2 separate regions of the Homo sapiens genome follow, and region 1 is linked to region 2. A link is a contact called in ENCODE Hi-C or POLR2A ChIA-PET data. All regions are on one chromosome and are shown on one strand. Each heading gives the region's core, a stretch centred on a gene start or an enhancer-like site at or near the end of the contact. The rest is flanking DNA. Distances are from core to core; before and after follow the strand shown. Region 1 overlaps GRHL3 (grainyhead like transcription factor 3). Region 2 has its middle 25 kb from the start of GRHL3.

Evidence for each region. A loop is a pair of places that touch in the nucleus more often than their neighbours do. ChIA-PET counts read pairs that join two places held with the same protein, here RNA polymerase II (POLR2A). Pooled maps may share reads with other maps.
Region 1: a loop to region 2 is called in a map of CD8-positive, alpha-beta T cell, with 9 times the contacts of the local background. The contact joins two enhancer-like sites. A Hi-C loop is called at or near these places in 3 of 168 maps with a recorded cell type or tissue (CD8-positive, alpha-beta T cell, MCF 10A and PC-9) and 2 of 50 pooled maps. POLR2A ChIA-PET finds 5 or more read pairs at or near these places in 7 of 52 experiments (AG04450, HCT116, HEK293 and 4 more).

The regions. Positions count from the first base shown.
Region 1 is chr1:24,328,063-24,331,689 of GRCh38, reverse strand. GRHL3 (grainyhead like transcription factor 3) reads right to left here. Exons shown (of 16, transcript NM_198173.3): 2 at 78-264. Among named protein-coding and RNA genes, the nearest start is that of GRHL3-AS1, 7.9 kb to the right of the region's middle. Within about 2 kb of position 1,374, at least 2 of the 41 ENCODE cell types and tissues checked have a DNase peak (open chromatin) inside an H3K27ac peak, as active enhancers do.
Region 2 is chr1:24,292,722-24,296,225 of GRCh38, reverse strand. No RefSeq gene overlaps it. Among named protein-coding and RNA genes, the nearest start is that of GRHL3, 25 kb to the left of the region's middle. Within about 2 kb of position 2,170, at least 17 of the 41 ENCODE cell types and tissues checked have a DNase peak (open chromatin) inside an H3K27ac peak, as active enhancers do.

The DNA.
Region 1 (3,627 bases), core at 125-2,624, 36 kb before region 2:
GGCTGCTGAGCCATGAGGCCTGAAGTGAAGACACCCATTCAGTCAAAACGGGGCATGTCCAGAGGGGGTAGACGTACCATGTAGTAATCATAGAGGAAGCTCAAGGCCGCAACACTGTCATCATCTCCATTGACTCTCATCATGGCCTTTGTGGCAGCTGTCAACGGGTTTTCTAGGTACGTCTTCCAGGCCTCATCCTCACTAGTGTAAGAGAATTTCTGCAAGTTGACTGGGTCGTTCTTTAGCAGCCGCACAGACCTGAAACTGAATGCAAGTAAGGAGAGTCAAATTTAGGCTATCCCAGAGGAAGGTCCGTGAATGGGCAGCCGCAGGCCAACGCCCAGGAATTCAGAGTTATTAGCTTTGAAAACATGAAACTGCCTCTTCTGCCACCATTAGGCAGTGTGGGGCAGCAGAATGGACACAAACTCTGGAGCTGGATCGATTCCAAATGTTGCCATGTAGAAGCTGTTGACCTGGGCCTTAGTTCCCTCTTCCACAGCATGAAGGCCATCATCCTGATCTTCAAGACTACAGAGTGGATTCAATAAAATACTTTCATAGTGCGTACTTATTCAAAGAGAATTCGTGTAATGAATGGGAAATGCCAATGATAAGCTGCAATGTGATACGAATAAAATTTCCAGATAACCCATCATGAGTTCTACTGAAGAAGTTGTCCTCAAGACTGTGAAAGGCACAGAAGGCGTAGATCATTTCAAGTCTGGGAGAAAGCGTGGTCTATGACAGAGAGAGCCAGGGCGAGGAAGCCCTTAGGCAGAACCTGGTCTGGGAAATGGCATTTCAGGCCAATTTTATTGTAGAGTTTTGAGCAGTTGCTCAGAAGCCAGGAACTGGAGTTGAAGGCTGCAGGGCACACAGAGGCAGGAAGGACCCGGGTACTGGTGCTGAGAAGCTTGGACAAATACAAGGCATTATCTCGCTCAAGAGACAAGCCACAAGGGCTCAAAGGAAAGAGATCAGGAAAGGCTTTCTGGAGCAGGCAGACATTTTAGTTGGGGAAACTCAGCACTGGGGATTATTTCACTCAGCAATGTGGGGAAGGAGCAGGGACCTAACAGAAAAATAAGAATGGAAAAATAATAGCTACTCTTTATTGAACACTGGCCATGCGTTAGGCACTAGCTAAGCACATTTCATAAATTACCATGTTACTTGAAACAACCCTGCAAGGCAGATACTATTATTATTCCTATTATACAGTGGAGGAAACTGAAGCTCAGATAAGTTGAGAGTTGTCCAAGGTCCCAGTAAGTGAGTGGCCCAGAGGGGATTCAAGCTCCTTCAGGGTGATGCAATGGTACAGAATAATGTCCTCAAACTTTAGCTGCATGAGAATGACTTGGAAGGCTTGTTAAAACATAGATCGCTTTCACAGCAGGGTGACTACAGCAAAGAACAATGTAGTGTATACTTCAGGATATCTAGAAGAGTAGATTTTTAATGTTATCATCCCAAAGAAATGATAAATATTTAAAGTGATAAATATGGCAATTATCCTGATTTGGTCATTATACAATGTAAAGGTGCACTGAAATCTCACACTGTACTCTATAAATATGTACAATTATTATATGTCCATTATTTTAAAATTAATTTAAAAACACACAGATTGTTGGGCCCCACCCCTGGAGTGTCTGATTCACTGGCTCTGGGTGGCTGAGAATGTACATTTCTAGCGATTTCCCTGGTGCTGCTGATTCTGGTAGTCTGGGGACCACATTTTGAAGAATCACTGGTTATTGCACATGCTCTTAACCACAAACAAAGGCATAGAAGCAGAAAAGTTCTAGTTGTGTTCAATTTAGAGCAAAGAGTGTATGAAGATGGGGTGGTCCAGGCTATGAAGAGAGAGCCCCAGAGATGAAGTGGGCACTGGCTGGTCTCCTGGTTTCCCAGTGCCTCCCTTTCTACATGGGCCAGGCAGAATCTCCCATGTTAGGGACCTAAGAACAATGCCAGCTGCCATTTACGATAATGCATATGAATGTTCTCTGTTCGTTAGGCCGTGCTTCTTACAAGGACACTACAAGGTAAGGATCATTTGCTTCGTCTGTTAAGATAAAGGAACCTGAGTCTTGCAGAGAACGAGAAAATGTCCAAGATCATCCAGCTGGTCCGTGAGACAACCAGGATTTCAACTCAGCCTTATCGAGCACAAAGGCACACACTTGCCACGCAGCCACACTGCTTTTCCGTTGATGCAGGGGTGCAGTCTTTATCACAGCAGAAAAATGTGTTTGTGGTAAAACTGTGGCACAGTGGCAGACTAGTGGGTGGGCAGAGACCCCTGTAATCAGGTGCATGAAGTACCCTCCTGCTGCCAGGCCACTAGGGCCCATATCCTCAGACTGCAGTGGGAACAGCAGGCCAGGCCATACCTCAGCATACAGGAGGCGGCAGCTCTCCCAGCGGCTTCATCCAGGACAGTGTCTCCCATCCCACCAGGCCCCAAGGTGTGAGGAGCTGGGCTCTGAGAGGAAGGGAGGTGGAGCTGTCACGCAGGAAAGAGAAATGACAGAAACTTTCCTGTTCTAGGGGTGCGGAGAGCGGGAGGCACACCCTGAGTTTCTGTTGCTATAAATCAAGGGGCCTCAAGGAGAGGTGAGAAGAGGCCCCTCCTCATTGCTTCCTGGGCCTGGGGTTTAGAAGAATTTACTGAGCAAGTCCAGGGTGGCCACCCTCACTGTCTGCCCAGCCCGGAGCTAATGGAAACTCCCAACCAACGAGGCATGGGAAAAGCAGGGAAATGCCTGACTGATCCCACCCCCTGGATCAACAGGGACCACCAGTGCTTAGCACTGTTCCTCATTTGTAAACGAGTCTAATAAAAGCACCCACCAAATAATATCATGAGGATAACGCATCAGCACAAGAAAATGCTTAAAACTCTGACTGGCACAAAACAAGTGTGTAATTCATGCAAGCCATCACTGTGTTCCAGGTCAGCTTGGGGCAAGACATCAAGGGGTTGCAAAGTGGTAGAAGACATGGTTACTCTGCAAGTCAGTGGCAGGTCTGGGCCTGGAGCCCCAATCTGCTGACTCTAGGGGTTGACCATTATCAGCTTTGATGCTGTGAGTTACCTTACCCTTTAAAAAAGATAAATTTTAGAAGACAACGATAAAGTGACACCGAAACAAAAGAACAGACAATGTCTGCTATTCACCTGGGTGGGTCTCTTGGCCTATAAGGTCTCCAATCTATCTTGTTGGTATCCCAAAGTCTGATTCCTTGATAAACAGCAGCTTCTGTACTTTAAACACTTACCACTGGCAAACATAGTGCCATCTGTTTTTGTGTGTCATCTCATCTACTCCACACAACAGCCCTGAGAGATAGGAATTATCATCTCCTTTTATAGAAGGGGAAATTGAGACTCAAATAGGTGACATCACCTGCTCAAGGTCACTCAGCCAATAAGTGATGGAGGCTCAGCTTGAACTTGGAGCTGTCGGACTACACAGTAAAGCATTCAAGCCCTGTGCTAGTCTCTTTTCTAGATGCCTTTCCTATTCTGGAAATTTCCCTTCTCAAAATACATTGAACTAATTCTCTGTTGCAAGGCAGAAAGGAATTTCCCACCCACACAAGGCAGGAGGAAGG
Region 2 (3,504 bases), core at 921-3,420:
TCAGCCTCCCGAGTAGCTGGGATTACAGGAACCCACCACCACGCCAGCTAATTTTTTTTATTTCTAGTAGAGACGGGGTTTTACCATGTTGGCCAGGCTGATCTCGAACTCCTGACCTCATGATTCACCCGGCTCGGCCTTCCAAAGTGCTGGGATTACAGGCGTGAGCCACCGCGCCCAGCCTAAGCTTGCTTTTTTCCAAAAAATGTATCAATAGATTTTGTTGTTATTAATGAATGTATCAATAGTTCTTAAGCCCACTGGGCAAATTATTAAGACTCTGTAACTAGAAATGATTCCCCCGCAGCATCCTGAGAGATGAACATGATTCCGCACAGTGACTTCAGGGTGGCTTATTAAGGGGATAAACTCCTCCACCTCTTCTTGTTAAGCATGTCTGTTCGACAGTCCAAGCCCAAGATGAAAGGCAAGTGGCATGGCTGAATCAGCACTTTGGTCCCACCATGCCTGCCACCTGTTTTATTAAGCGTGCCAGTGTGTCAAGTGCTGAGGAATGAAAAGAAGGGTGTTGTTGTCAACCGTGACTTTATCCCCTCACTCCAGGCCTTCCCTCAGCCACCTCAGCTGGAGAGGCCTTGAGGCTGAGGAAAAAGTGCCTTCCAGGAAAGCAACTGCACACATTTACCTCAGAAAATAGGAAGCCCCCAAGAGCAGTGAATGAAACATTACTTTGCTGTCTTTGGAGGCCAATTTCCAGGTCTCTCCATTTTAAAATGAATGCAGATACAAAATCTCCTCAGTCCCCTGTAGCCGCGTGTGTCGTGTTTGTCCCCTTGGGACAGAAAATGGTGAGCTTATGTCCTGTGGTGAGCAAGAGCCCCCCTTGACCTGAAGTAGCTTCCATCCGTCCCTCAGCCTCCCCCTTTTCCTTTCCAGTAAAGAAACCCAGTTGCCTGGTACAGTGTCAGACTTTGCAAGGCTGTTAACGACCTATAAAAGTCCAAAGACAGACTACTCCAGAAGGAGGAATCACTGACTAAGGAAATCCTGAATGCCCTAAGCCTGCTCATTAACAAGAGGCGAATAATAACAGCCAAAGTGGAGAAGCTCATAAATTACCCAAGGAAGCCCAACGAAGTTGGGGGGTGGGGCCTGACCAATGGAATCCAGGGTTCACTTCTGGGGTTAATGGAATCCTGGCTGGTCCCTGGGATTGCCCAAGGCCAGGCGTGGTGTTTCCTTCCTGCCTTGCTGGGAGAGGTGTGGAAGTTTGAGGGAGGTGATTATTGCAGAGTCACCAGCAAATCAGGGCGATACTTGCTCTGGGCCACAGAGGGAAGTGGGTCACGCACTGGAGAGTATTAGAACTCCAAGCTTTGTCTTGGCGATGTGCTCCCAGATAAGTAAACAACATCCCTCCCTTTCCCTCCCCCTACTGGGCATCTTCCACTCCCAGTCATTTATCACAGGCTGAAGAAAACACATTATTAAAAAGAAAAAGGAAAGGCGGGGAGGAAGACCTAGGACTTCTCAAACCCCTTTCCTTCCAAGAGCTCCAGGCTCCATGCTATGATCACTATGAGCTTCCCGGACGGGCTTCCACACCCCCAGCAAACTGGGGGATGAGTTTAATTTGCTTTCCATTAAAGCTCCTGCTACTTACTAAAGATTTCACAACGTAATGGCTCAGTATAAGCAAAATGGAAGCCCCAGGCATGACTCAGCCCACCTTTTCATGACTCAGGATCTGGAAGAAATTGGAGAATGTATGATCAAATCTCGCCTGTGGCACATCCAGTACGAAGAGGTTTCCCAATGCCCTGATGTTTGTGTCTGTGTAGACGGTGATTTCATCACTCCACCAATAAAGCCTAACAGTACCAACAACAGCAAAAGAATATGGTAGCTGACCCTTATGGAGCCTTATCCATCCCAGGCATTAATAGACACACACGTTTCCTCCTCCGGCCCTCATGCTAAACTCAAGAGGAAACCTAGGCTCAGAGAGGTGACGTGACTGCCCAGATCGCACAGGGTGAGAGCCATGGCCAAACTCGGGGCCCAGTTCCCTAACTGTAGGACTACAACCACATTTTGGTGCCATATTTGATACAAACTCAGGTAGAGGTTAAGATCACGGGCCAAAGAGCCAGAAAGTCCTTGGAGACTGTCTTGGCCGCATACTTTAGGGTGAGTCACTTTGCCTTCCTGAGTCTCACCTGTAAGATGGGGGAAATAATACCGTTTGTGAGGATTAAATGAGATTCTTCACATAAAACGCTTAGCACACTTGTAATAAGTTGTCTGTAACTGTAGGTTGCCATGGACTGGGAGTGCCGGCTTCTGGGGGCACCCAGGTGGGAGGGTTTGGGGAGGGCCCCAGCAGGGCCCTTAGAGGAGCCGCAGAAAGCAGCGTTTGCCATTTCCACAATTTCGATGAAACCCATAATTATAACCCCTCCTGCCACCCCTGGCCCTGGGGCAGTGATAGAATCTTGCTGCTTTCGGGGTCAGGCCTAATCACCACATGGATGGGCAGGCACAGGGTGCTGTGGGAGATGGGTGGGGGACAGGTGGGAGAGGGCACTTGTGTCTGAGTCAGGCAGCAGGACACACCCAGAACTGCACCGTGGCGCACCCACCCAAATGCAGAAGCTGCTGCGGCCCCTTTCACAGGAGATCGCAGAGTGAGATTGCAAGGCCTAGAATTTCTGCCCAGGTTTTTTTCCCTCCTCCCACCCTAGGAGCACATATGTAACATGCTGAATTTGAGCCAAAGTCATATTAAATAACAGCTCCTCTGAATTGAGTTCTTACCGTATACCAGGCCCTAGGCTGGACACGTTTTATTTATATTCTAATTTAATCCTCACAACAGCCCCATGGGATGGTATCAGTTGGGTACACATATGTAGCAGTTACTATGTGCCAGGCACTGTTTTAAGCATTTCACGTCTATGACTATCCACGCCTATGAGGGGAGTACTATTATTTCTCCCTTTTTACAGCTGGAGAAACCAAGGCACATAGAGTGAAGTAATCTGCTCAAGGTCACAGGGCTAGAAAATGAGGGAGCCAGGTCTCAAAGCAGGGCAACTGGACCTGTGCACACACTTAACTTCTACATTACAAGCCTTCTCTACCCCACGAGCTACTGTTATTATCCCCATTTGGCAGATGAGCAAACTGAGGCTCAGAGACCAGAGCCAGGATCTGGCGCCAAGACCCATGCTCAAATCGTTATACCAGACTGGCCTACACTCTGACTGCAGTGCGTCTTTTTTTTTCTTTTTTTTTTTTTTTTTTTTTGAGATGAAGTCTCGCTCTGTCGCCCAAGCTGGAGTGCAGTGGCGCAATCTTGGCTCGCTGCAATCTCCGCCTCCCGGGTTCAAGCAATTCTCCTGCCTCAGCCTCCCGAGTAGCTGGGACTGCAGGTGCGCACCACCATGCTGGACTAATTTTTTTGTATTTTCAGTAGAGACAGCGTTTCATTATGTTGGCCAGGCTAGTCTCAAACTCCTGATCTCATGATCTGCCCGCCTT